Regions from separate parts of the Homo sapiens genome. Here all the other regions are linked to region 4. Evidence: chromatin contacts called from ENCODE Hi-C or POLR2A ChIA-PET data. All regions are on one chromosome and are shown on one strand. Each heading gives the region's core, a stretch centred on a gene start or an enhancer-like site at or near the end of the contact. The rest is flanking DNA. Distances are from core to core; before and after follow the strand shown. Region 1 holds the start of TROAP (trophinin associated protein). Region 2 overlaps SPATS2 (spermatogenesis associated serine rich 2). Region 3 holds the start of CSRNP2 (cysteine and serine rich nuclear protein 2). Region 4 holds the start of COX14 (cytochrome c oxidase assembly factor COX14). Region 5 holds the start of MCRS1 (microspherule protein 1). Region 6 holds the start of TUBA1A (tubulin alpha 1a). Region 7 holds the start of SPATS2 (spermatogenesis associated serine rich 2).

What was found. Hi-C counts contacts between places; a loop is a spot of excess contacts on that map. ChIA-PET counts read pairs that join two places held with the same protein, here RNA polymerase II (POLR2A). Pooled maps may share reads with other maps.
Region 1: a pooled map shows a loop between it and region 4 (18-fold over the local background). The contact joins the promoter of TROAP here to the promoter of COX14 in region 4. A Hi-C loop is called at or near these places in 8 of 50 pooled maps. POLR2A ChIA-PET finds 5 or more read pairs at or near these places in 2 of 52 experiments (A673 and T-cell).
Region 2: a loop to region 4 is called in a pooled map, with 5 times the contacts of the local background. The contact joins the enhancer-like site here to the promoter of COX14 in region 4. A Hi-C loop is called at or near these places in 2 of 50 pooled maps. POLR2A ChIA-PET finds 5 or more read pairs at or near these places in 2 of 52 experiments (GM12878 and activated naive CD4-positive, alpha-beta T cell).
Region 3: a pooled map shows a loop between it and region 4 (30-fold over the local background). The contact joins the promoter of CSRNP2 here to the promoter of COX14 in region 4. A Hi-C loop is called at or near these places in 1 of 37 single-sample maps with no recorded cell type and 9 of 50 pooled maps. POLR2A ChIA-PET finds 5 or more read pairs at or near these places in 4 of 52 experiments (A673, SK-N-SH, activated T-cell and 1 more).
Region 5: a map of naive thymus-derived CD4-positive, alpha-beta T cell shows a loop between it and region 4 (9-fold over the local background). The contact joins the promoter of MCRS1 here to the promoter of COX14 in region 4. A Hi-C loop is called at or near these places in 1 of 168 maps with a recorded cell type or tissue (naive thymus-derived CD4-positive, alpha-beta T cell), 2 of 37 single-sample maps with no recorded cell type and 8 of 50 pooled maps. POLR2A ChIA-PET finds 5 or more read pairs at or near these places in 1 of 52 experiments (GM10248).
Region 6: a loop to region 4 is called in a map of B cell, with 11 times the contacts of the local background. The contact joins the promoter of TUBA1A here to the promoter of COX14 in region 4. A Hi-C loop is called at or near these places in 1 of 168 maps with a recorded cell type or tissue (B cell) and 6 of 50 pooled maps. POLR2A ChIA-PET finds 5 or more read pairs at or near these places in 4 of 52 experiments (CD8-positive, alpha-beta memory T cell, GM12878, activated B cell and 1 more).
Region 7: a loop to region 4 is called in a pooled map, with 9 times the contacts of the local background. The contact joins the promoter of SPATS2 here to the promoter of COX14 in region 4. A Hi-C loop is called at or near these places in 3 of 37 single-sample maps with no recorded cell type and 7 of 50 pooled maps. POLR2A ChIA-PET finds 5 or more read pairs at or near these places in 2 of 52 experiments (CD4-positive, alpha-beta T cell and WTC11).

The regions. Positions count from the first base shown.
Region 1 is chr12:49,320,953-49,324,504 of GRCh38, forward strand. It overlaps TROAP (trophinin associated protein), which reads left to right and starts at 2,303. Exons shown (of 15, transcript NM_005480.4): 1 at 2,303-2,397; 2 at 2,652-2,800; 3 at 2,893-3,085. The coding sequence starts at 2,657. TROAP-AS1 (TROAP and PRPH antisense RNA 1) reads right to left here. Exons shown (of 8, transcript NR_120449.1): 1 at 3,540-3,552; 2 at 3,195-3,387. RefSeq lists enhancers at 1,016-1,235, 2,377-2,526.
Region 2 is chr12:49,427,788-49,431,471 of GRCh38, forward strand. The region is part of intron 2 of SPATS2 (spermatogenesis associated serine rich 2); the gene reads left to right. Among named protein-coding and RNA genes, the nearest start is that of SPATS2, 62 kb to the left of the region's middle. RefSeq lists a silencer at 1,059-1,353. Within about 2 kb of position 1,629, at least 4 of the 41 ENCODE cell types and tissues checked have a DNase peak (open chromatin) inside an H3K27ac peak, as active enhancers do; they include GM12878, where a contact is called at or near this core.
Region 3 is chr12:51,081,405-51,084,951 of GRCh38, forward strand. It overlaps CSRNP2 (cysteine and serine rich nuclear protein 2), which reads right to left and starts at 2,192. Exons shown (of 5, transcript NM_030809.3): 1 at 1,935-2,192. RefSeq lists a silencer at 1,754-2,243 and an enhancer at 2,617-3,243.
Region 4 is chr12:50,110,840-50,114,465 of GRCh38, forward strand. It overlaps COX14 (cytochrome c oxidase assembly factor COX14), which reads left to right and starts at 1,397. Exons shown (of 2, transcript NM_032901.4): 1 at 1,397-1,462. GPD1 (glycerol-3-phosphate dehydrogenase 1) reads left to right here. Exons shown (of 8, transcript NM_005276.4): 8 at 1-474. RefSeq lists enhancers at 837-886, 947-1,206, 1,427-1,666, 1,677-1,726.
Region 5 is chr12:49,566,837-49,570,625 of GRCh38, forward strand. It overlaps MCRS1 (microspherule protein 1), which reads right to left and starts at 1,306. Exons shown (of 15, transcript NM_006337.5): 1 at 1,212-1,306; 2 at 1-5. RefSeq lists enhancers at 602-1,405, 1,756-1,805.
Region 6 is chr12:49,187,216-49,190,700 of GRCh38, forward strand. TUBA1A (tubulin alpha 1a) reads right to left here and starts at 1,865. Exons shown (of 4, transcript NM_006009.4): 1 at 1,762-1,865. The coding sequence starts at 1,764. RefSeq lists enhancers at 1,544-2,135, 1,634-1,753.
Region 7 is chr12:49,365,391-49,368,991 of GRCh38, forward strand. SPATS2 (spermatogenesis associated serine rich 2) reads left to right here and starts at 2,072. Exons shown (of 14, transcript NM_023071.4): 1 at 2,072-2,197. RefSeq lists an enhancer at 1,152-1,411 and silencers at 1,702-2,181, 2,202-2,251, 2,282-2,351.

The DNA.
Region 1 (3,552 bases), core at 1,053-3,552, 790 kb before region 4:
AAGAAAAAGAAAAAAGAAAGAAAGAGAAAGTAAGAAATTTTTTTTCTTTTTTGAGACAGAGTTTCACTCTTGTCACCCAGGCTGGAGAATGCAGTGGCACAATCTTGGCTCACTGCAGCCTCTGCCTCCTGGGTTCAAGTGATTTTCCTGCCTCAACCTCCCAAGTAGCTGGGATTACAGGCATCAGCCACCATGCCCAGCTAATTTTTGTATTTTCAGTAGAGACGGGGTTTCACAATGTTGGTCAGGATGGTCTCAAACTCTTGACCTCAGGTGATCCGCCCACCTCGGCCTCCCAAAGTGCTGGGATTACAGTCATAAACCCAGCCGAAAGTAGATGATCTTTTTGTTGTTGTTTGTTTGGTTTTTTTTTGAGACGGAGTTTCGCTCTTGTTGCCCAGGTTGGAGTTGCAGTGGTGCGATCTCGGCTCACCTCAACCTCCGCCTCCTGGGTTCAAGCGATTCTCCTGCCTCAGCCTCCTGAGTAGCTGGGATTACAGGCATGAGCCACCAAGTCCGGCTAATTTTTGTGTTTTTAGTAGAGACGGTTTTCTCCATGTTGGTCAGCCTGGTCTTGAACTCCCAACCTCAGGTGATCCCCCTGCCTTGGCCTCCCAGAGTGCTGGGATTACAGGCGTGAGCCACCGCGCACAGCCTGAAAGTAGATGAATTTTAAAGATGCATACAATTAGTAAAGATACCTTACGTATCTTTAAATTTTTTTTTATAGAAACAGGATCTTGCTACACTGTCTAGGCTGGTCTGGAACTCCTGGCCTCAAGCGATCCACCTGGGCCATCCAAAGTGCTGGGAAAGACGCCTGTAACCCCAGGCTAGACAACGTAGCCAGATCTTGTCTCTACAAAAAAACACAAAAATTAGCTGGTGGCAGGCACCTGTAGTCCCAGCTACTTGAGAGGCTGAGGTTCCCACCTCAGGAGGCCGAGGCTGCGGTGAGCTGAGATCGCACCACTGCACTCCAGCCTGGGCGACAGAGTGAGACCCTGTCCCAAAAATGCATAAATAGTAAAACTAGTGAGAGTGAATGAGAGATGGGATATGTAAAGGGAGTGGGAGGAGTTAAGGAGTAACTCCTCGGTTTCTGGCTTGTGTAAGAATAACTTCTGTGATTGGTGGGGAAAATCCACCAGAGTTCTGTTAAGTGTTGTTCATTTCCTGTCCCCCGTTAGGGGTTACCCCTTCCATCTTAAGCAGGATATTCTAGGATCTCTCAGTCTCACAGCCTTGCCCACCAATAACCAGCAGGTGAGCCCCCTCTCCCCAGACCTCTAGATCTGCAAAAGGCAACCTGGAGGCAAGGAAATCCCCAGCTGTGAGTAGCCATTCAATTCTGGTGCTGTGGTAACTGAGTTCAAAAACAATGAGTCTTGTTACCTACCCGTAAAATGAAAGACACCTCATCAGACACCTCACTGGATTGTGAGGCTCCAAGGAGCACACATATTGTTAGGCTCAGTTCGATTCCCTCCAGCCCTCTCCGCCCGTTTGAAGGCAGTTCCTTATCCCGGAGACAACGTACAGATGTTCTCTCTTTCCCTCTTTATTTTTTTTAAGACAGGGTCTCTGTTGCCCAGGCTGGAGTGCAGTGGCGCGACCACAGCTCACTACAGCCTCAACCTCCTGGGCTCAACACGATCCTCCTGCCTCAGCCTCCAGAGCGGCTGGGACTACAAGCGCGCACCACTGCACAGGGATTATTATTATTATTTTATTATTTTGTAGAGAAACGGGTGGGAGTGGTCTCGCTATGTTGCCCAGGCTGGTCTCAAACTCAGCTCAAGAGATCCTCCCGCCTCGGCGTCCCAAAGTGTTGGGATTACAGGCGCCTGCCACCGCGCCCGGACGCAGATATTTTCTATGGGCATCTGGAATGGCGTCCCCAAAGCTTGGCGCCGTGCTATGGTCAAGCCGGGTCGGGGGCTCGGGCCAGCCTTCAACACCGTTGGCAGCAATCGGAACGATCAACTGTACCCTCAGTACCGCGACCTCGCCCGGTCCTGCCAATGGCCGGCCCCTAGCCGGTCCTGAGGCCTCGCGAGAGCTCCCGTGGCTACGCCTTCCCCGGCCTCGGAACGGCCCCATCCTTCCTCTTTCCCCGCCTCCCAGCGGCGCTCCACTCTCGGATTGGCTGATTGATCCGAGTCAGTTTTTTTCCTCGCCAGAAAGCGGTTCGACAATTGGTCCTTCTTTTGGCCCCTCCTGCGATGCCCGCGGATTGGACGGCTGAGTCTGGCTACGCGGGCCTCCGCGGGAGCGCGACCGGGCCAATCAAGAGCTTGGCGTATTTTACAAACTGAGAAAGTAGCTCCAGCAGCACCCGAGAGGGTCAGGAGAAAAGCGGAGGAAGCTGGGTAGGCCCTGAGGGGCCTCGGTAAGGTAAGGCACGGGGGTCTTGAAGGGAACGAAGGCTGCTGGGTTCATAGGGAGGAGGGCAGTTTGGGGCCCGAGGGCGAAAGAGTAGGCTCGGGGTGTCTGGAGATAGCACCCATAAGAGCGGTCTTGCAGGCGCCGGGGGCTTGTGGGCGCGTGGATTAGGGCGGAGGTATCAGGGATGGCAGGACAGGTGCCCCGAGAACTGGTTGATCTTTGATCTTAGATTCTGCCTGCCTTCTTCCCCGTCTCAATTGTAGCCATCATGACCACCCGGCAAGCCACGAAGGATCCCCTCCTCCGGGGTGTATCTCCTACCCCTAGCAAGATTCCGGTACGCTCTCAGAAACGCACGCCTTTCCCCACTGTTACATCGTGCGCCGTGGACCAGGAGAACCAAGATCCAAGGGTAAGAGGGGCCTAATGGGGGAAGACAGTAGTCACACCAGTAATGCACCCCAACACTAAACCTCACCTTTTTGTCCCCGCTCCCTCCCCTAGAGATGGGTGCAGAAACCACCGCTCAATATTCAACGCCCCCTCGTTGATTCAGCAGGCCCCAGGCCGAAAGCCAGGCACCAGGCAGAGACATCACAAAGATTGGTGGGGATCAGTCAGCCTCGGAACCCCTTGGAAGAGCTCAGGCCTAGCCCTAGGGGTCAAAATGTGGGGCCTGGGCCCCCTGCCCAGACAGGTACCTGTTGGAGCCATGGTAACACGGCCTCCATGGCTGAGTAGGGGACTAGGAAGGGTAAAAGTGGGGTTTTGGGGTTTTGCACTCACTCCTGCTGTCTCCTACTTACTGTGATAGTCCTGGTCCCAGCTCCTGGAAAGCTCTTTGCTCTTAGAAGATCTCCCTTTCCTCCAGCAAAATGTCATCTCGCCAGGTGCCATGGCTTGTACCTGTAATCACAGCTACTCAGGAGGCTGAAGCAGGAGGATCACTGGAGGCCAGGAGTTGGAGACCAGCCTGGATGACAGAGGGAGATCCCATCTCTTTAAAAAATAAATAAATAAATAAATAATAAATATCACTTCTTCTGAAGCCTTTTCCAGTTCCCCATGTCACAATCAGTTGCTCTGTGTTCTCCTAATACTTTGCAGCACTTCTTTTATAACATGTATATACCTTGGCTTGAGTCTGTTACCTGTCTATAGTTT
Region 2 (3,684 bases), core at 379-2,878, 680 kb before region 4:
CTATATTTTTGACTTATAATTTTAATGTCTGTAAGATCTATACTAGCTCTTTAAAAACCTTCATGATATTGGTATTCTTTGCATTTTTACCCCTTGATCAGTATTTCTAGAGTCTTCTTGCTGGGTCAAGAAATCAACTTTTTCTTTCATTTTTTTTTTCTTATTGCATTAATTAAAAAAATTTCAGGCCGGGCGCGGTGGCTCATGCCTGTAATCCCAGCACTTTGGGAGGCCGAGGTGGGCGGATCACGAGGTCAGGAGATCGAGACCATCCTGGCTAACACGGTGAAACCCCGTCTCTACTAAAAATACAGAAAATTAGCCGGGCGCCATGGCAGGCGCCTGTAGTCCCAGCTACTTGGGAGGCTGAGGCAGGAGAATGGCGTGAACCCAGGAGGCGGAGCTTGCAGTGAGTCGAGATAGCGCCACTGCACTCCAGCCTGGGCTAAGGAGCGAGACCCCGTCTCAAAAAACAAACAAACAAACAAAAAAAAAAAACAAAAATTCAGTAGAATGCACATAACATGACGTTTACCATTTTAACCATTTTGAAGTGGTATTAATACACTCACATTCTTGTGCATCCATCTCCACAACTTTTCTCATTTTCCCAAACTGAAACTGTACCCATTAATCAGTAACTCTCATTCCCTCTTCCCCCTAGCCTCTGGCTGCTACCAGTCTACTTTTGGTAAAATTTGACTAGTCTAGGTGCCTCATATAAATGGAATGATATAGTATTTGTTTCTTTGTGACTGGCTTATTTCACTTAGCATAATATCCTCAAGGTTCATCCATGTTATAGCACCTGTCAGAATTTTCTTACTATTAAAGTCTGAATAATATTCCATCTTTCATAATTTTTTATCATCAGTATTGGCACATAGTAGGTTTATGTTAAATAACAGTTGATCAGTTAATTATTTTTTAAGTTAACAAGGTTTTTAGAAATTGCTTTTTCTATATGCTTGGAATCTCCCTTTATGGGTTAGAATCAGTGAATATAGTTGCTCCTAATTGCCTGGTTTTGTTTTTGCCTAATAGCTGCCTCCAATCCCTTGAGCTGCTTGCTGAGGACCGGAGTTTTATATGTGTGTGTAAGGGGGTGGTAATAAAATTATCAGTATTGTTTAAATCCGTTATGAAGAGTAATACAGCTGAGGATAATTTAGCTCAGTTGGGTTTGGGTTAGAGCCACCTGTGCGAGGAGGAGGGCGCAGACAGCTCTAACTACTGAGCTAGCAGTAAAATAGGAGGAGACAAACATGTATTCCAGCTCTGCTCCTTTTGAGCTCCCTCTACTCCCACATCTACAGCTGCTGCTGATGACTAATGTTAAGCAATTTGGAGGACCTTTTGTCTTTTAATAGTAGTAAAGAGGAGTTGTGGTATCATGTGGCTTCTGATTTCCCACTTAGAATGTCTTTTAAATTTCCAGAAATTCTATGTTGTTCCAATTTGAGGTTTCTTTTTTTTATTAAAAAAATTAATTGGTTTTTCAAAATGAAAACATTTTTTCAAAATAAAATTTATGGTGATCAAGTCTTACAATTATGGGAGAGTTTTTAGATTAAAGTAGAAAATTGGTGCCAGTGGTGCCAATTGTTGAGAAAGCGGACTTAGAGAAAGGTTTCATATTCACCATTTTGACCTGAGGAAATCCCCTTTTTAGTTCCTTTTTTGAGTCTCACTCTGTTACTCAGGCTGGAATGCAGTGGTGTGATCTCGGCTCACTGCAACCTCTGCCTCTGGGGTTCAAGCGATTCTCCTGCCTCAGCCTCCTGAGCAGCTAGGGTTACAAGCATGTGCCACCACGTACCCAGCTAATTTTTGTATTTTTATTTTTTTAGTAGAGACGGGGTTTCACCATGTTGGCCAGGCTGGTCTTGAACTCCTGACCTCAAGTGATCCACCAGCCTTCGCCTCCCAAAGTGCTGGGATTACAAGCATGAGCCACTGTGCCTGGCCTAGAATTTAGGTCTTTCTCTTCTTCTTCTTCTTTTTTTTTTTTTTTTGAGAGTCTCACTCTGTCACCCAGGCTGGAGTTCAGTGGCATGATCTCAGCTCACTGCAACCTCCGCCTCCTGGGTTCAAGTGATTCTCCTGCCTCAGCCTCCCAGGTAGCTGGGATTACAGGGACGCGCCATCACGCCCAGCTAATTTTTGTATTTTTAGTAGAGACAGGGTTTCACCATGTTGGCCAGGCTGGTCTTGAACTCCTGACCTCAAGTGATCTGCCTGCCTCAGCCTCCCAAAGTGCTGGGATTACAGGCATGAGCCACCATGCCCGGCCATCTTTTTCATATTTCTTGTTTTTTTTTTTTTTTTTTTGAGACAAAGTCTCACTCTGTCCCCCAGCCTGGAGTGCAGTGGTGTGATCTTGGCGCACTGCAAGGTCTGCCTCCCAGGTTCAAGCAGTTCTCCTGCCTCAGCCTCCCGAGTAGCTGGGATTACAGCACGCCACCGTGCCTGGCTAATTTTTGTATTATTTTTTAGTAGAGATGGTGTTTCACTATGTTGGCCAGGCTGGTCTCGAACCCCTGACCTGAAATGATCCGCCGACCTCGGCCTCCCAAAGTGCCGGGATTACAGGCGTGACCCACCATGCCTGGCATTTCATATTTCTTTATAAAGCTGATGAAAATGATATTTATTGGTAAACTGATTATATTATGGAATGAGAATTCCTGGTGACTTTCTTATAATTAAAACCCTTTAAAGATGAGAAGAATGTTTTTATTTGCAACCTCTCATTTTCTTGTTTTCCATCATTATCTGCAGGTGTAGTAGGTTAGCATTTATCTTCTTGACACATTTCATGAACCTGTTGATTGGGTTTCTGAGTTAGAATTATATTATTTAGATTCAAATGAAGGCTTTCAGCTTTGATTTAATTTACTGGGTAAGGGTCTTATTTATTTTTACTTTTTTGAAATAGAATCTCTCTCTGTCACCCAGGCTGGAGTGCAGTGGCACCATATGGGCTCATTTTAGCCTCCACCTCCTGGGTTCAAGCAATTCTCCTGCCTCAGCTCCTGAGTAGCTGGGACTACAGGCATGTGCCACCACACCTGGCTAATTTTTGTATTTTTAGTAGTGATGGAGTTTCACCATGTTGGCCGGGCTAATCTCGAACTCCTGACCTCAAATGATCCACCCGCCTCAGTGGGATTACAGGCATGAGCCACTGTGCCCAGCTGGGGTCTTTTTAAAAAGGGTGCGCTATTAATTTTTTTGAACAGATAAGATGTTTATATTATTCCAATGTCAAAATATAAAAAGGTAGACTGAAAAGTCTTTCTTACCCTAGTTTCCTATCTTTTCAGTTTCCATTCTTCAAGAGATCATCACTGCTACTAGTTTTTTGTCTATCCTTCCAGGTATACAGTTTTTATATATGTGCAAACCAGTGCAAATACATTACTTTCTCCATCATATTCACTTAATAAATATATAAAGAACTTTTTTTTTTTCTTTTTAAGGTGGAGCCTCGCTCTGTCGCCCAGGCTGGAGTGCAGTGGCGCGATCTTGGCTCACTGCAACCTCCGTCTTCTGGGTTCAAGTGATTCTCCTGCCCTGGCCTCCTGAGTAGCTGGGACTACAGGCACGCGCCACCACGCCCAGCTAATCTTTTGCTTTTTTAGTAGAGACGGGGTTTCACCGTGTTGGTCAGGCTGGTCTTGA
Region 3 (3,547 bases), core at 942-3,441, 970 kb after region 4:
CTAGAAAAATCAGTCATTCCTACCTCTCTCAATTATTCATTGGTAGAGGATCAATGCCTGTGTTCAAGAGATACACTTGTAAGTTTTAGCACCTAGGAATGCAGGTAAAAACCGACAGTTAACTGTCAAAATGACCAACTCAACAAATGCTTTTGGAGAAAATAATGCAACTCTCTTTAAAGCTTTTAAATGCCAGTGAAATGAAAGGTCAGCTGACACTTTCTGGCTACATGTCTAATGGTCTTTTCTCAAGAGTTTCTAGCTGAACATTTTCCAAAGTTATATGAAATAGTTAAGATCCAGAGCACAGAATACATCAGGCTAGCACCTAATAAACAGTTCCACCAGAATATGTATATTTTAGTACTAGATCTAAGTTTTTTTCAGGCCTAAAAGGATTCCTATAACCACCAAAACAAACAAACAAACAAACAACAACAACAACAAAAAAAAACAGCATATGTGAGAGCAGCAAGAGGGACTGCCCAGGCAAAATTTTCTGGAAGAATCTATTTGCAAAGTTTAGGTAATATAAGTCTCTTTCTTAAATGAGTCCAAAGTAATAAGCTACATCTCACAGGAGAAAGCCTCTTCACTTGACTGGAACCCAACCTTCTGCTAAAGGTCAAGGAATCAAAACCTCCAGTAAGATGGTCAGGGCTACCATCTGTAGCTGGGTTGGAAGGAAGGCTTGCTGCTGTGTTACCATAAACCTGAATAAAATGACCTGCCCTGTTTCTCCTTTTACAAGATACTGTGGTTGTTTCTCATATACCATGAATTTCATGGATCCATGTGTCTTTGTGATCACCAGGATCATGAACTTACAAAGCACCCAAGTGAAAACCCCCCGCTTAAGTTAGGTGTTTAAAGAAAGCCGTGCACTCACCACCCCCACTCCCCGATTTTTACCCATTCACTAACACAAGGTTAGAATTTTCCATGCCTAAACTACCATCGTGTGGAAGACAGATCTTTGTGGGAACTGGAACATGATGCTGCATTAACTCTCAAGGATATCCAGTCATTTATAACACCGGCACAACCAACATCCTGGCTTTGTGGATTTGCAAGACAGAAAGCCAGTGAAGAAAAAAATCTGAACTATGAATTTACCTTGAACTGAAAACTGCAGGACAAGGGGACAGTGTTGTCTTGTGGGGATAACTTCTAGCATTTCATTCTGAAGAACAGTTTGTGTGTCACACTGCCACTCTCAACCCCTTTAAAAGGATGAATCAAGACCACAGCACTAAAAGGGACGGGTGGCAGTTGGCTGCGTAATTGGGCCTATGAAAAAAGATCAAGCTAGCAACCAGGGCAATTGATGCTTTCATTTTCCCACACGACGCCAGAAATATGGGAGACATCAGGAACCGGAGCGAAGGGACATGTCAAGTCACCAGTTCCTTTTAATGAACACTCCTGCCGAACCCTTCAGCTCTCGGCCCACTTCCCTCTGATTCCTGCTAACCTTCCCGCTCATTCCAATCCTCTGCAGCCCCTACCCAGCCTTCCGCATCCCTTCCTGCCTGCTACTCACAAATTCCCAACCACTCCTCCCACATTTTCCTCTGTTCCCCCTCCCCTTCCTTCACTTTCCTCCATCCTACATCATTCTCCACTCCATTCCGAACTCAATCCTCATCTGCAATCCTGCAGGCTTCCAAGCCGCCCATCGGTCTCCCGCGAGCTGCCCCCGCAGTCCGGGCCAGCGTCCTCGGTGCCCCTCGCTCCCACGCCTCTTCCCGACTCGGTTCCTTCCCAACGGCACCCGACCTCCCCGCCCCCCGACCGCTCCCGTCCGAGCCTCTCATTTCTGACCCCTCCATCCGCACGGCTCTGGGCTTGACCACTCCTCCACGGCCGCCCGAGGGCCGATCCCGAGAAAGGACGAGGCGGCACCCTCCGCCCCGCACCCCTAGGCCCATTACCGGCCCCGCCGCAGCTGCCTCCTCCCGTGATGGTCTCTGCCGCCCCCGCTGCCGCCGCCGCCCTAGCCCGGTGGGAAGGAGGGAGGAGCGAGCGAGTCCCGGGCCCCGCGGCGACGGCCGGGGAGCTCCCAGGGCGGCAGGGCGGGGAGGGAGGGCGGTGGGCAGCCCAGCCGGCAGGCAGAGAGGGCCGGGCGTCTCCGGCAACTCGGGCGCCCCCGGCAGCAGACGCCCAGAACCGCCCCGGCTCCGGCTAACAATAGGATCCGGCCGCAGCGCACTGGCTCTTATAGGCGCCGGCACGTCCTGACCGAGACCCGGGGCTGGCTGGGAAATGGAGTCTACGGGCCGGCCCACACCCAGCAGCATGCCGGGAGTTGTAGGCGGTAACTGCTGCAAAGCCGAAGCCGGCGCGCAAACCGGCTCCCGAGGCGGCAGCTCTGCTGCAACCTTTTAATGGGGGAAGAGAGGAGACTCAGCTACAGATCTTAAATAAACGAATTCTCCTCCAAAGCTCCCTTTTTCTTTCGTGTCCTGACCACACGCCATTAGGAACATGATCCCCCCTTCTCCTCGCTCATGGGGTCTTAGTCTTCAGCAATATGACTTATTGCAGCCTGCGCAGGTTATAAAGAATACAAGCAATATCTTGAGTTATCTACTTATATGAGGGAGTGCTTTGAGTGTTTTCTTTAAAAAAAAAAAAATTGCTGCCGGGCGCGGTGGCTCACGCCTGTAATCCCAGCACTTTGGGAGGCCGAGGTGGGCGGATCACGAGGTCAGGAGATCGAGACCAACCTGGCTAACAAGGTGAAACCCCGTCTCTACTAAAAAATACAAAAATTAGCCGGGCGTGGTGGCGGGCGCCTGTAGTCCCAGCTACTCGGGAGGCTGAGGCAGGAGAATGGCGTGAACCCGGGAGGCGGAGCTTGCAGTGAGCCGAGATCGCGCCACTGCACTGCAGACTGGGCGAAAGAGCGAGACTCCGTCTCAAAAAAAAAAAAAAAAAAATCTTCTCAACTTTGCAAACTAATTTATTTATTTAAATAGAAAAGGGGTTTTCGCCATGTTGCCCCGGCTGGTCTTGCACTCCTGGGCCCAGGCGATCCGCCCGCCTCGGCCTCCCAAAGTGCTGGGATTATACGCATGAGCCACCGCGCCCTTCCGCAACCTATTTTTAAGAAAGGGCGCCAGGCGCGGTGGCTCATGCCTGTAATCCCAGCACTTTGGGAGGCCGAGGCGGGCGGGTCATGAGGTCAGGAGTTCGAGACCAGCCTGACCAACATGGTGAAACCCTGTCTCTACTAAAAATACAAAAATTAGCCGAGGGTGGTAGCACGTGCCTTTAATCCCAGCTCCTCGGGAGGCCGACCCAGGAGAATGGCTTGAACCCGGGAGGCGGAGGTTGCAGTGAGCCAAGACTGCACCATTGCCCTCCAGCACGGTCAACAAGAGCGAAACTCCGTCTCAAAAAAAAAAAGAAAAAGAAAAAGAAAAAAAAGGGGAAAACCAAGATTAAGAAGTCAAAAGTTGTATGTGATTTGCCAAGGACACATAGCCTTGGTTTCTTCTTTGTTGTCTTTCCCTTGAACTATAAGGCTCGGCAAGCTCGAGCT
Region 4 (3,626 bases), core at 147-2,646:
CCAGGATGGGGTGGCAGCAGAGGAATGTCACAGGTCAGCAGCCTAGGCCTCCAGCTATAAATAGTCCGGAGGGCCCGAGAGGCTCCCGCCCGTCCAGCAGGGCTGTCAGCTTCCTGTGTGGCAGCACCTGGCACACTGGCTCTGGCCAGCATTATGCTAAAACCCTGTTACTCTCCAATGAACCAGGGAGGCGGGCTCCTCTCTGCGCCTATCCCTTGAGAATTCTGTCTTACCAGTGAAGGGTGGGGCTGCCCAGATCAGGCAGCAGGAGTGAGGGGCACAGTCACCCCAGGCCTTGCTGAGCCCAGGTCTGGGTACTGAGTGTCCAGAGCTGCCTCCCCAGGAGGTTAAGGTGGGGGCAAAGGGGAAGCTTCAAGCACTTTGCCTACTTTTGTTCACTCCCCAGTGCACTGTGACTCAGGCCTTCCCATCAGGCCTATTTGTCTACCCAATAAAGCGTGTTTTTTCCAGAAACAAGAAGAGTTGGGAGAGGGAGCTTCAGTGCATGTGGCAGTGCGTGTGCTGGCGCGTATCATTGCACGTATGTTTTCCCTCTTACCGTAGGAAAAATGAAAAAAGAAATCCCTCCTCCATAATCGCAGCTACTCCAGGGGTCAGCGGCGGTGCCCACTCAGTCCCCATCCCTCTCTCTCCCCTCCCGCCAGCGCCCCCTCCCGCCCTCGCCGCAAGCTGGCCCCGGCCTTGCCGGCCCTTCTTAGGGGCTTTATCATGCCTCCTGCAAGAATAGAGATCACACACGGGACGGAAACGTTAGACTCTCATCCCTTGTGCCCATTCCTTGGTCACGGGCCAAGCTGCCGCATCCTTAGCGGTCCAGGCATCGCGGTGCCCCTCGGGCCCCTACCTGGACTAGGCCCACAGCCGGGCTCTAGGGGGCGCGCGATCCACCTCCAGAAGGCCGGCTGCGAAAATCTACCCAGCTACTGGCGACGTCACCGCACCGTAGGCTGAGGATTGGCTGACTCTGATTTAGCATCCTAAAACTTCCGGTTCCAGAGCTTGGCTCGCCAAAGACCCTCCCTCGAGGGAGAGAAACCACAGCCCCCAGAATTCAGCGGGCCTCTCCGAGAGCACGGCGCGTCTGAGGATGCGTAGTAAGGATAACGGGCCCGGAAGCCGGAAGTTCAAAGCCGGCCTCCAGCCAGAGTGACGGCCTGCGCGGACTCCCGCCTTAGTGGGCGGAGTTGTGCCGCGTCTGATGCGCAGTTCCCTTTATAGCGCGGCAAGCCGAATCCTAGAGGCTAACCCGGCAGGTGGGAGGGAGAAAGTTGCTTTCTGCACCAATAGCTGAGGCGTTCAGGGTTGTCCAGGGACGCTACCCTCACGTGTCTGGTTCCGAGTGCTGCGTTCGGCTGTGCTGGGAAGTTGCGTAGACAGTGGCCTCGAGACCCTGCCTGCCTGAGGAGGCCTCGGTTGGATGCGAAGGAGCTGCAGCATCCAGGTACGCTGCCGGCTAGGGCCGAGCAGGGGCTGCCAGTCCCACTGCCTGCGCGCCCACCTGGGCCAGTCTCCGCTTGCCGCGTCCTCCCATCCCCTAGTCTGCAGGCCTGGTGCCCTTGAATTCACCCGCTTCTGTTGCGTTGCGGACCGCGAGCTGCACTGCTTCCTGCCCAAGCCCAAGCTCCTCGCAGCAGTAGGTCAGTCTTGCTAGAGCTCAGCGCTAATCCTGTCAAACCTCGACTCCTGCCTGGCGTCTCGACCCTCCACGCTCCAACTCTGCCTCTTCCTTGCTCTATAGACCTCTGCGTCCTGATAAGTGGCTCTCCGGGGCACCCTTCGTGCATATCGGCTATCCAGCTCCACCTCTTGACCGCTTTCACTTCCTGGAATGCTCTCACTGCTCCTCTTCTCCAGGCCATCCTTCTAAAAAGACAGTTCCACTCCCACCCCGATTCCCACCCCTACACCTTTCTGCTAAGTTTTCTCAAGCCCCCACCCTGTCTTTGAGCTGTTGTCTCTGAACTCTCACAGTGCCTCTCCATGAGACCATAAGCTCCTGTATGACAGAAGCCATGTTCTTTTTAGCGGCCTCCGTAGCATGATGTACGTTATGTTATGTTATGTTATGTTATGTTATGTTATGTTATTTTGAGACAGGGTCTTGCTTTGTCGCTCAGGCTGCAGGTGTGCGCCACCACGCCCGGGTAATTTTTAAAAAAAGGTTTTTTTTTTGTTGTTGTTGTTGTTGTTTTTAAATAGAGAAAAGGTCTCCCTATGTTGCCCAACCTGGTCTCCAACTCCTGAGCTCAAGCCATCCTCCCGCCTCGGCCTCCCAAAGTGTTGGGATTACCGGCGTGAGCCACCGTACCCGGCCGATGTACTACTCTCTAAGTGCCAAACAAAAAGTAGATAAAAGATGATGGATACCTTAAAAGCCCTGAGTTGACCACTATGCAGTGTATGCATGTAACAAAATCGCACTTCTACCCATACGTTTACGCAATTTTTTTTTTTTTTTTTTGAGACGGAGTCTTGCTCTGTCGCCCAGGCTGGGGTCCCGTGGCGGGATCTCGGCTCACTACAAGCTCCGCCTTCCGGGTTCATGCCATTCTCCTGCCTCAGCCTCCAGAGTAGCTGGGACTACAGGTGCCCGCCACCACGCCCGGCTAATTTTTTGTGTTTTTAGTAGAGATGGGGTTTCACTGTGTTAGCCAGGATGGTCTCGATATCCTGACCTCGTGATCCACCCGCCTCGGCCTCCCAAAGTGCTGGGATTACAGGCGTGAGCCACTGTACCCGGCCGTTATTTTATTTATTTATTTATTTGTTTGTTATTTTATTTATTTTTTTGAGACGGAGTCTCGCCCTGTCGCCCAGGCTGGAGTACAGTGGCGCGATCTCGGCTCACTGCAACCTCCGCCTCCCGGGTTCAAATGATTCTCCTGTCTCAGCCTCCTGAGTAGCTGGGATTACAGGCATGTGCCACCATGCCTGGCTAATTTTTGTATTTTTAGTCAAGACAGGGTTTTATCATATTGGCCAAGATGGTCTCGAACTCCTGACCTCAGGTTATCAGCCCACTTCTGCCTCCCAAAGTACTGAGATTACAGGTGGCTCACGCCCAGCCTTTTTTTTTTCTTTATTATCATTATTATTATTATTTTTAGAGACACAGTCTTGCTCTGCAAGTGCAGGGCCGTGATCACAGCTCACTGCAGCCCCAAACTCGTTGGCTCAGGCAAGCCTCCCACCCAAACCTCCCTAGTAGCTGGGACTGCAGGTGCATGTCACCACACCCAGCTATGGTTCTCAATTTTTATTCTAGCCTAACACACTGGAAAGATACAGTACACCTCCATCAGTGGCAGTGACTTGATTCAGCAGTGGTTTTCAACCAGGAAGGGGGATGTAGTTAAATGAAAAAAAAAAAAAAAAAAACAGGTGTTTCTGGAATTTTTTTTTTTTTGAGGGGTGGAGTTTCACTCGTTGCCCAGGCTGGAGTGCAGTGGCGCGATCTCAGCTCACCACAACCTCCGCCTCCTGGATTCAAGCGATTCTCCTGCCTCAGCCTCCTGAGTAGCTGGGATTACAGGCATGTGCCACCCCACGCCTGGCTAATTTTTGTACTTTTAGTAGAGGTGGGGTTTTTCCGTGTTGGTCAGGCT
Region 5 (3,789 bases), core at 56-2,555, 540 kb before region 4:
AGATTCTGCAAAGGAGAAATGAGGCTCCCTGAGGCTCAGATTTCCAACTGGCCAGCCTCACTTCCTTATACTGGCTCAGGTCCCCCAGGGTCCCATAAGCTAGGGAAGACATAAGGACAGGAAAGAGGCATAAGGCCCCACTCTGCCAATAATAGCCTTAGACATCAGTCTTGTGAAGGTCACTGGCACCTTTCAGAGTATGATAACAGCTATGGACTGCAGAAAAGGGTGCAAACACATACTATTTTAGAGGGTTCATAGACCCTTTAATTCTACTGGTATCTCCTAGGTTAAGCGCCTTGACTATAAACTAGCAAGAGACAAGGGATTCTTTGGCCCACATTTTTCTTTACTTCAGCTGTCCACTCAGCTCAGCAGCACCAGCCTTCCCCTCCCAGGCCAAAGCAGGAAAAAAGAAAGGGAGACAAAACTCCAACCAGTCCATCTCGTTTTTTTTTTGTTTTTCTTTTCCATTTGGGGTTTTTACTGAAGATTTAGTAAGTGGTATTTCCATGAGATACCATCTCGTGGAAACCAAAAACCACTGTTTGGGAACTGCGTGATTATCAACCACGCTGTGCCCCAACAACCCCTAGAGAACCCAGGTACTGGACTTTCTCGGGGCGCTCCTCTCGTGAGTCCCCACTTCTAACCAGGGTGGCTCTTAGCTCAGTGTTCTAGCCCTGTCCCCAGGTGAGCCTGTCGCTCTCCGCTCCATAGGCTACGACTAAGAATCTTGACATCTGAGGAGAGGGCGAAGGGGCCCGAGCTTGCCGGCAAACTGAGGTAGGGTCTGTGCCCCTTCCTTACCGGACCCTCCGCCCCTCGTTCTCCCAAGAGTGCACACCCAAGGTAGGGGATCGGTCCAGGTCTGTCTCAAGAACTCGGGGTAGGAGCATTGATGAAGTCACCTCTGCAACTCAAAGCAGAGCACCAAGTAGCCTTGGTTTGAGACCCACAGGCTGGTGGCTGGGGAGGTGGGGGTAAACTCGCAAGCCCATTCTCACCCCACGGTCTCCATGCCTTTGCGCATGCGTAACACTTCGAGCCAGATTCTAACCCGGTCCGGCCCACGCATGCGCAGCTTTTCGGGGCGCCACTGGGGCGGGGCCCCAAACTTGGGGGGTGGTCGTCCCCGGCGGCACTCTGCAAAACTCCATTTCATCCCCAACTCCTCTGAGAACCCTCAGAGGCGAACCGCGAGGTCTCACCATTCCTAGACTGCCAGATCCAACAATTTCTCCGCGGCGACGGTAGCAGCCGCAGGGCCAAAGCCGGCTTCCGTGAGGTACGTCTACTTCCGGTTAACGAACCAGGGGGCTGGCAATCTCTTCCGGTTCGTCTTGGCAACGTGTGTGAAGGGGGCGTGGCCATGGTACGGAAAGTGTAAATATTTTACCAATAGCGGAAAGTAAAGGCTTTCCTAGTTGGGACAGCATATAGGGAAACGTTAAGGATTATAGGCACCGGAGAGGTAACCCGGCTTGAGGGGTTGGTTAAAGGGAAAGGCGAGACTTAGGGCGAGACCGAGCGGGGCTAATTGAGGCGACCCGGGGAGGGGCGGGACCGCGGACTGGATTTCGACTTCCAAATTCCCACGAGGTATAGGAGTCTGAGGGTTGCACAGGACCTTATGCATTGTTTGACTCCTCCAGAGCCTTTAGAGAAACTTCTATCAGGCCCGCCTGCTAGGCACTAGTCGGGGAGATAATGTAGCCAGGGAGATGTGGCGGACAGAAAGGGCAGAGAGGCTCTCTGAGGAGCGGATGGAGGATCGTGGGCCGCTTTACTGAGAAGGAAGAGACCCTGCGAGAAGGAGTAGTGTCGACTTGGTCCCGTCAGCCGGACCCCACCTGGACGGCTGGGGCCACTTGTGGTCGCCGGGAGGTAAGAGAGAAAACCAATGGAAGCACCTTCAGAGGAGAGTGCCTTGGAAGGAATCTTGGGGTGGGAGAACGAACCTGTCGGAAAAATTGGGAATTTGGGGCTGTGAGAGATGTTCCGGAAAACTAGAAAGACTGTTGTCTAAAAGAGGAATTCTGTTTTATGCTTCCTTTGCGAGGTACTAAAGTCTAGCAGCTATAGAGAGACATACTTCAGCTCAGAATAAGAAAGATTCAGTTCCAAAGCTGTCCATCAGAGGTGTCAAGAACACATAACATGGACATTGCTAGGGAATTCAAGTGTCAAATGAGAGACTGGCCCTTTTGGCCCTGACGGTATACTATGGCCCTCTGCTTCGAGAGTACCAACCTCATTTACTGTTCTGTGGACTTGTTTAATGAGTATGTACTTATTTTAACTCCCATGAAAGAGTGTGTGTTTTATTTTTTAACAGGCACTTGATTAAATATATTATGTAAACTTGTGAAAATATCAGAAAACCAATGAAATTTTTTTTTTTTGAGACAGAGTCCCGCTCCATAGCCCAGGCTGGAGTGCAGTGGCACAATCTCGGCTCACTGCAACCTCCGGCCCCCGGGTCTCGGTTCAGGCAATTCTCCTGCCTCAGCCTCCCGAGTAGCTAGGATTACAGGCACGTGCCACCATGCCCAGCTAAGTTTTTTTTTTTTTTTTTTTGTAGAGACAGGTTTTCACCATGTTGGCCAGGCTGGTCTTGAACTCCTGATCTCATGATCAGGCTGCCTCGGCCTCCCAAAGTGCTGGGATTACAGGCATGAGCCACAGCACCCGGCCTGAAATAATTTTTATAAAAAGTGATTACACAGAACATTAATAATATTAATGTTATTAAATATATATGAATTCATGATAACTATTAAAAACATACAAAGGAAAAGACAGTTGAAGGAAATGCACCAGAATGTTAACACATGTCCAAGTGGTAGTAGTAGTAATTCTTCTCTCTAATTATTTTCCAGTTTTTTAATACATGGTTTTTAAATTTTGTTTTATTTTTTTTGAGACAGAGCCTTCCTCTGTCACCCAGGCTGGAGTGCAGTGGAGCGATCTCGGCTCCTGCAACCTACACCTCCCGGGTTCAAGCGATTCTCATGCCTCAGCCTCCTGAGTAGCTGGGATTGCAGGTGTGCGCCACCATGCCTGGATAATTTTTGTGTTTTTAGTAGAGATGGGGTTTCACTATGTTGACCAGGATGGTCTCAAACTCCTGACCTCAAATGATTCACGCACCTCAGCCTCCCAAAGTGCTGGGATTACAGGTGTGAGCCACTGCGCCCGGCCATATTTTACAATGAAAAAAAAAATAGGTTCTACACAACTTCTTTTTATTGATTGATTGATTTTGAGGCAGAGTCTCGCTCTGTCACCCAGGCTGGAGTACAGTGGCACAATCTCGGCTCACTGCAACCTCCACCTCCTGGGTTCAAGTGATTGTCCTGCCTCAGCCTCACAAGTAGCTGAAATTACAGGTGCCTGCCACCTGCCTGGCTTATTTTTGTATTTTTAGTAGAGACGGGGTTTCGCCATGTTGGCCAGGCTCGTCTCGAACTCCTGGCCTCAAATAATCCACCCGCCTCAGCCTCCCAAAGTGCTGGATTACAGGCGTAAGCCACTGCACTGAGCCACAACTTCCTGAGTGAAAGAGGAGAAAGGAAAACTCTTGGCTTCCAGCTGCCTGAGGTAATTCCTTCCCCCAAGGTGTCACGAGGGAAAGGTGGTGGTCACCATCATCTCCTGTTTGGTACCTGGAAACTCAAACTTCCCCTCTGGTCCTCAATCCTCCCTACTATTGGATAAAAAGAAACCTAGGCACCCTTGTGGTATGGATGCAGGGATTTCTAAAGGGCAGCTTCCTGCTCAAGATTG
Region 6 (3,485 bases), core at 615-3,114, 920 kb before region 4:
AAAGTTTCCTCTGAATAGGACTTGATATTATAATCCGGACATCTGTACTGCAGCTGAGGCAAGAAGCCACACCCTTCTGCAGTCTGTCTGCAGAATCCATCAATACTAGGAGTTTAGACAAGGTCTGCCTTCTGCATTGCTGCATTGCTGTATTTGCTGTGCCTGGTGCTAGCCTGTACTGTCTGCTACATTATTTAACAGAGCAAGCTCTATTTCCAGCAGCTGCCTACATGATCTCATTGTGCTGTTTTGCCAGTTTTCCTCCTCTGACCCCGCCCGGGACCATGTGCCTGAATTGAAATGAATTAATTAAGATGCACTGGAACAAAAGACAACGGGATGCGGAGTATAATTCTTCTTTGTCTGTAGCAATTTCATTACTTTTTTTTTTAAAAAAAAAGGTTTTTCCAGATCTTCTCCACTGTAAAAGCTGAAAAATTATCCGTATCTTAACACACACACACACAAAAGTTCCTAAGTTAGAAACAAGCATCACATGAAAAGGTACCAAAGAATAAAAGCCCAGTGGAAGGATAATGAAATATTTATTTAAAACAACAAAATAGTATTTTCATCCTGAGATTCTCTACCCATCACATAATATTCATATTCTTTGCATCCAATAGAGGTTTTCTTCTCTGTGGTCTTTAGGGCTACCACTTTCATTGTCTATTCGCTGATGTGGTGGGGGCGGGGCGGGGGGGCGGCGGGGAAGGGCGTTTCCCTGGGTCCTGACCATCAGGGTACCCTGGGGCTCACAAAGTGGGCTTTCTCCCTCGCTGAACGTGCAGTCCAGACAGACAGACAGACACACACACACACACACACACACTTCAGTCGGTCAGGGCAGGGCGTCCCACAGACACACACACACACACACACACACACACACACACACTTCAGTCGGTCAGGGCAGGGCGTCCCCAGACCAGACATTAAAGAGCTTGTGAAGTGAATTATGATTTTGCTCAAGAAAAAAAAAAGTCATCTAACTTATAATAGTGAAGAAAACCCTTTTGGAGCCTACAGTTCCGCAATGATGAAAGGTTTTTTTGTTTTTTTTTCAGTCAGCTCCTGACAGAAGAGGTTCAGTGAGGGCGAACCCCGCCCAGTGGCTCCAACGCCATAGAAGCCAGAAACAAACAACCCCGCCCCTGCGCCGCCCTGACACCCGCTGCCGGGGGCTCCGGCAGAAACTCACCATGTTTTCCCGGGAATGTGTGGGTATCTTTCCAAAACGCCAAAGACCGCGGAGGGTCTTCCCACGCTAACCCTAGGCTGCGCTTTGTTCCCGTTCCCCCTCCCACGTCCCCCAGCTCGCCCAACGCCCCCGCTCTTTTTGGGTGCCTCCTCCTCTCCCGGTCCCCAGAGAACAACGCGAGACAGAAAGTGGCCCCTCAGCATCAGCGAAACCGTGCGCACAGACACGGGGCCCAGCCGGGACGCCCCAGACCCCTCGGTCGCGGCAGACGGGCTGCCCGCGGCCCCCGAAAGTCTCTCGGATAACACAGGCGCCTAGGCGCCGCCTTTGTTCCTCCCCAGCGCTCTGCTGCGCCCTGGGCGCAGTACTGGCCCGGTTCCTGCACCCGCACTGCGGCGGCGGCGGGGCTTGAGGATTTGGGGCTAAGCTAAACCTCACAAAACATACCACCACCCTCGCCCAGAGAGCTTACGAAAGAAAAGAGCTTAAAGGTTTTCCAAGTAGAGCCTGGGGGCGCTGACTCCACCCAACGGCCACAAAGAGCCGAAGCCGATTCTCACCATGGTTGCTGCTTCGCGACTGCCGAGCTGATGGCGGAGACGAAGAGGAGAGGTTGTTGCTTCTTACAGCGCGACTCTTAGGCGGTCGATGTAAGAGAACCTGCGGCACATAGGCGGATGCGGCTCCCTATATACAACTCGGTCACCATGGGGATGGGCCGGGGCCTTTTCCTGTTGGTCCAGACCCCCAATCTGCCCAGAGAAGCCATGACAGGAGACTGGTGATTGGTGCAAGCGACGTGGGATGAGGTAATCTCTCCCCCACCCCTTTTTCTCTAGCATCCGTAGACTGTTTGCATCCTTTAGACAAAGAGACCGTGCAGAAGCAGTCGGCCGAGCATCCATTATGGGGCGGGGTTGGGGAGGGGCGGAAGGAGAAGAAAGGGGACTGGGGTTAGAAGACTTTCTGTTGCTTAAACCTCAAACTGCAGTTAAAATTATCTATGTGAGGTTTTTTCCCCCTACCCTTAATAACAATTTATGTTTAGATTAAATATTTAAAGGAAAATGACTGCCAGCCCCTCCCTCGTAGTATATTAAACTCGACTACATTTTGTTAGGGTTCAACATCTCTAATTGCTTTAAACGTAAAGTGGGAGGGAAAATCGGCATGATGCTCGAAATGGCCTGGGTATATGTGATTTTTTTAATTTAAAAAAAGATTTAGCCATACGGTCATTCCAAATGGTTTCTCAGGTTCAACTAACTTATTTTCAGAGCTTCTTCTGCAGGCACACGCACACCCGAATAGCTAAACAAAACTGGAAGATGGAAAGAATAACCATATTAAATAAAGAAGCGAACAAATAGTTCTAACATGGCAATAATCAAGAGCAAGTGAACGTAGAGTAGTTATAATGGTTTACTAGAGGTATTCTTTTATGAGAAGTCTATGTAACACATTTTGTATGGTACATTGTCCTTTGGAATGAATCATCTTTCCTGATAGAAAATTGGGAAAATACAAGGAGAAATAATTGAGCTCAGAAGTTAGTACTACATGTGTGCAGTTACATATCTGAATTGGACTTTTGTCTGGAAAGTAACAAGCAAAATAATAGTAATAACCAATACACCAAATTAAAAAGAAGAAGAGAATAATATAATGTAAAAAGAATTTTGCAATGTCGCCTCCATCCACAGACAACTGTGAAACATCAGCTCAATAAACGCATTTCCTTTTTATGTAGTTCTTATGTCAATTTGGTAAATATCCTCCTGCGAGTGGGCTTCTAACTGTGGGAATTTTAGCCGGCCTCACACCCTTGCTGTTCAGCTAGAGACTCTGGTGGTTGCTCAGTTGTCCCTTGGGACAAAAAGGCTTTGCTTTCACCCCTAGGAAATAAATTGGAGTAAAATTATCTTGATATTTAGGAAGCCTCCATTCTCAGCAACGATCCGGAGTAAGTCACTGGACTTCGTACCACTGGATGTTGGTGATGAAATTTCAGAGGTAAATAAGTTTGGCCACTAAAGTTGAAAATTTATTTTTTACAAATAATTTTTCCTTTTGGTTTTCAGAGACAAATTTTCAGGGTCTGCAGCACTACTCACACAGTGCTCTGCGGAACCCATTCATTCCTGCTAGGCTGGCAGGCTAAGAAGGGCGTGGGAGGGAGGGACTTGAGAATACAGCTGCTGCAGGTTGTGGTGTGACAATGGCGACCACAGATTTTTCTAGCCTGCCATCCACAGTTCTGCTTTACTTGATCAATTTTGCTTCA
Region 7 (3,601 bases), core at 822-3,321, 740 kb before region 4:
CCTTGGCCTCTCAAAGTGTTGGGATTACAGGCATAAGCTGCTGCAACTGGCCTATTTAATAACTTTATCCTCCTTTGGAACTGGATACTCTCCTTGGGGTAATGATTTTTTTTATTCTTCTTTGTAAATGTTCGAATACCTAGAACAATACCCACCATCATTGAGTAGGTGCCAATTTAGTGAATGAAAAGAAAGCAGACATTTGGATAATTTGCTTCTATTTGAATTTTTGAATGAAGATTGAATAGTAAGGAACATATAGTCCAGTGCCGTACCTAGCTGGATGACTTCGTCTTCTGCTTATCTAGATCAGTAAATCATATGGTTGGAGTAGATGAGACATTACTAACCACAGGTCATTGGACTCCAGGCGATTTTTGAGCCCTTACCTCAAGCAACGTTAAAAACCACAAGGATCAGATGGCTTGGCAAAGCTCTACTATACTACTCAGTTACATGTACTGTGATTGCAATAACATACGTGGAAACCAAAATGACATGTGCCTGTGGTGTCTAGCTATACACTGACACACACTCTCCAGCTTGTTGGTGCCTTTTCAGAGCCCCTTTGCTTGGCCTCAAAAGGTAAGATGAGGACAAATTCTAATATATATATATATTTTTTGAGATGGAGGGTGGAGTGCAGTGGTGCAATCCCGGCTCACTGCAACCTCCGACTCCTGGGTTCAGGTTATTCTCCTGCCTCAGCCTCCCGAGTAGCTGAGATTACAGGCGTGTGCCACCACATCCGGCTAATTTTTGTATTTTTTGTAGAGACGGGGTTTCACTATGTTAGCCAGGCTGGTCTCGAACTCCTGACCTCAAGTCATCCGCCCGCCTCGGCCTCTCAGAAGTGCTGGGATTACAGACGTGAGCCACCGCGCCCGGCCCCAGATTCTAATAAATATTTTCAATGCTGACTGTCTAAATCCCTCTGGCCCCTCTTAATAGACCCCTGACCAGTCGACACTGAGGTAAGTGCTTTATGCATGCAGAAAGGGTGCACAAATACTAGTTAGTTCCAGCACCAGGGAGGTTGGGAGTCTGGCGTCGAAGAGAGTATTTAACAGAAAAGATTCGAAGGGCGGCGGGACCGACCACCGCCGCGTAGAGGGGCTATGCTGACAGCTGGGTAGATCAGAAACCCGACTGACGATCCCGAGGTCATTCTTCCCGCGCCCCCACCGGCCTCTGCGCTCTCTCAGGAGGCAGAGCGACCGCGCGGTCCGGAGGCCCCAGCGTTTCCCGTCGTTGGCGACTCTGAAATTGCCTTTTGGAACAAAACTTGGGTCGGGAAGGAGGCGAAGGGGAAAGCGGTGTGAAGTCCTCGGTACGGAAGAGTGAGCGGCGCTGTACCCGGCGGCCAGAGAAAAAGCTTCCCAACCCGGACATTGAGCAAAAGCCCCGCGCTCGACTCCCCTAGCGGCGCCCGCGTTCGGCCACCTCCGGGGGAGTTTCGGCTCTTTCCGTCAGTTCAGCTCGGGCCCTCCGTTCCCGGCGCGCGCCGGGTCCCTAACCGATGCCGCCGGGTACGAGCTGTGCTGCACGCGGACGCGAGCTCGCGTCCCACCCGTTTTCCCCTTCCATCTACTTTGTCCCCAACCCTCTCCCCGAGTCTCTTCCTTTCCCCGGTAATTCCCAGTCTCCGGTGGCGCGCGAGCCTGCGGACGGTGCGAGACGCGAGGGACCGGGCCCCGAGAAGAGCGGTAACCCGACTGGTCGGAGCCCGCCTCTCGCCGCCCCGCGCCTCTCCCCGATCTTCTCGGTCTCCGGTGCGCGGGCCGTCTCGCCGCTCGAGCCGCGCTCGCGCACCCGTTGGCTGCCACAGCCTCGAGCTTGGCGCGCCGGATTCGCGCCGGCGCGAGTACGCGCCCTGAGCTCTGGCTGGCTGGCTGGCGCGCACGCGCCCGAGAGGGCTCCGGGGCGGGGCGAGCCGCTGCCTGGGCGAGGGTCGGGGTGATCTGCTGGATCTCCGGCAGCATCCTGCAGTCCGGCCCAGGAGAGAAGTGGGGAGGCGGCGGTGGGGGCGGGGCGGCGTCCGGCTCTGAGAGAGCTGGGGGAGGAGCGCGGCGGCGACGGCGGCGGTGGCTCTAGAAGGGGAGGTGGAGGATCTCCTTTCCTCTTCTCAGACCCGGGAGCGTCCGGGACGCGGAGCCCGGAGCTGGGGCGACGAGGCGATTGCGGGGGCCTGGGCTAGGTGAGGCTAAGGGTGCTGGGTGGCGGGGTTGGCGGGGGCTCAGAGGGCGCCGAGGTGCGGGGAGCGGGTTGAGGGAGGAAAAAGAGGGAGGGGGTAGTTGGGGGCGGGGGGACGGGAAGGAGGGGGATGTGAGCCCTTAGAGGCCCGAAGTGCCCAGAGGGTGGAAGGTTCCTGGGGTCTGTGGGGCGGGTGAAACACCCGCGTCGGAGTTGGGGAGTTTCCAGACGGATAGGCCGGGGAAACAATGGAGTGTGGGGGGGACTCTGGCGTGAGCGTGTGTGGGGTATTGGATTTTAAGAAACAACGAGCGAGATAGAACGAAAGAATAGGATCATTTGGGATGAGAAGTACAATGAATTAGGAATGCAGTAGGGATGCGTAAGGTCACCTCCGTGGCTGTGCGAGGTCCTTAGCATTCGGGGGCAATAATGAGATTTGAAAATAAGGGAGAGAAGGGCGTTCTTGGAATTGAAGGGGGAGACGAAATGGAAAATCAGGCGAACAGACGCAGAGACATAAAATAGATGTGGTTAGGACTTGGATTAAAGCAGAAAGGTAGATTCAGTCAGTTTTGGACTACAGTGATATTTTTCTCATAATTCATCCAGAATGATTAGGTTCTTTTAGAAAGTGGATCTTTCTCAAGCTTGTCCCTCTGTTAAGGAGTACAAGCCGTTCTTTAAATAATTTGATTATCGCTTGTCCATTTTATTGATAAAACATGCCTGTGATATTTACTTCCCCTCTGTTTAGCAGGCTACTGTTCCTAATTTACCTACGGTTAATGAAGCAGGAGAGGACAGATCACCAAAAATATCTTGCTTTAAGTTAGGTCAGTGATAATGCAGATTTCAGTGTTTTGGAGAGAACCAAAAGCTTGGTTGTTTGTTTTCAGTTTGACCAAAAGGTGATGGATAAAATTAAGTTACCTGTACTTTGTTAGAATTGCAATTTCTCACTGAGAAATGTTCTTGTGCCATCTGCTACTGGTTTTGTGTTTGTGGGAGAGAGTTGGGGTTCTGCCTTAAATTATTTCTTGATGTTAACTTCAAATAGGCTGCCTCATACCTTCCAGTTTCAATTAAGGTGATTTGGGAATATTGATTATGATGTTTGCATTTCCTTAATATTTGGATTTCCAGACCAAATTTGTGATTGTACTAGATAGAAAATTGCCGATTTTGAAATTGTAATGACCATTGTGTGCTCCTAAGTAGTCCATGTTAAGCCTTTTATTTGTTGGGCATTAAGTTTTGCTGACTCATCTAAGATTTATGGACATTAATCAGTTTGTATTTCTCAGCTAGGTCTTGGATGGTAGCATTTAGGTTACTTTACAAAGGTCCAAAAATAATGATTTAAATTGTTACTTTTCTTAGATGTTATGAAAATTGAACAAAGCAA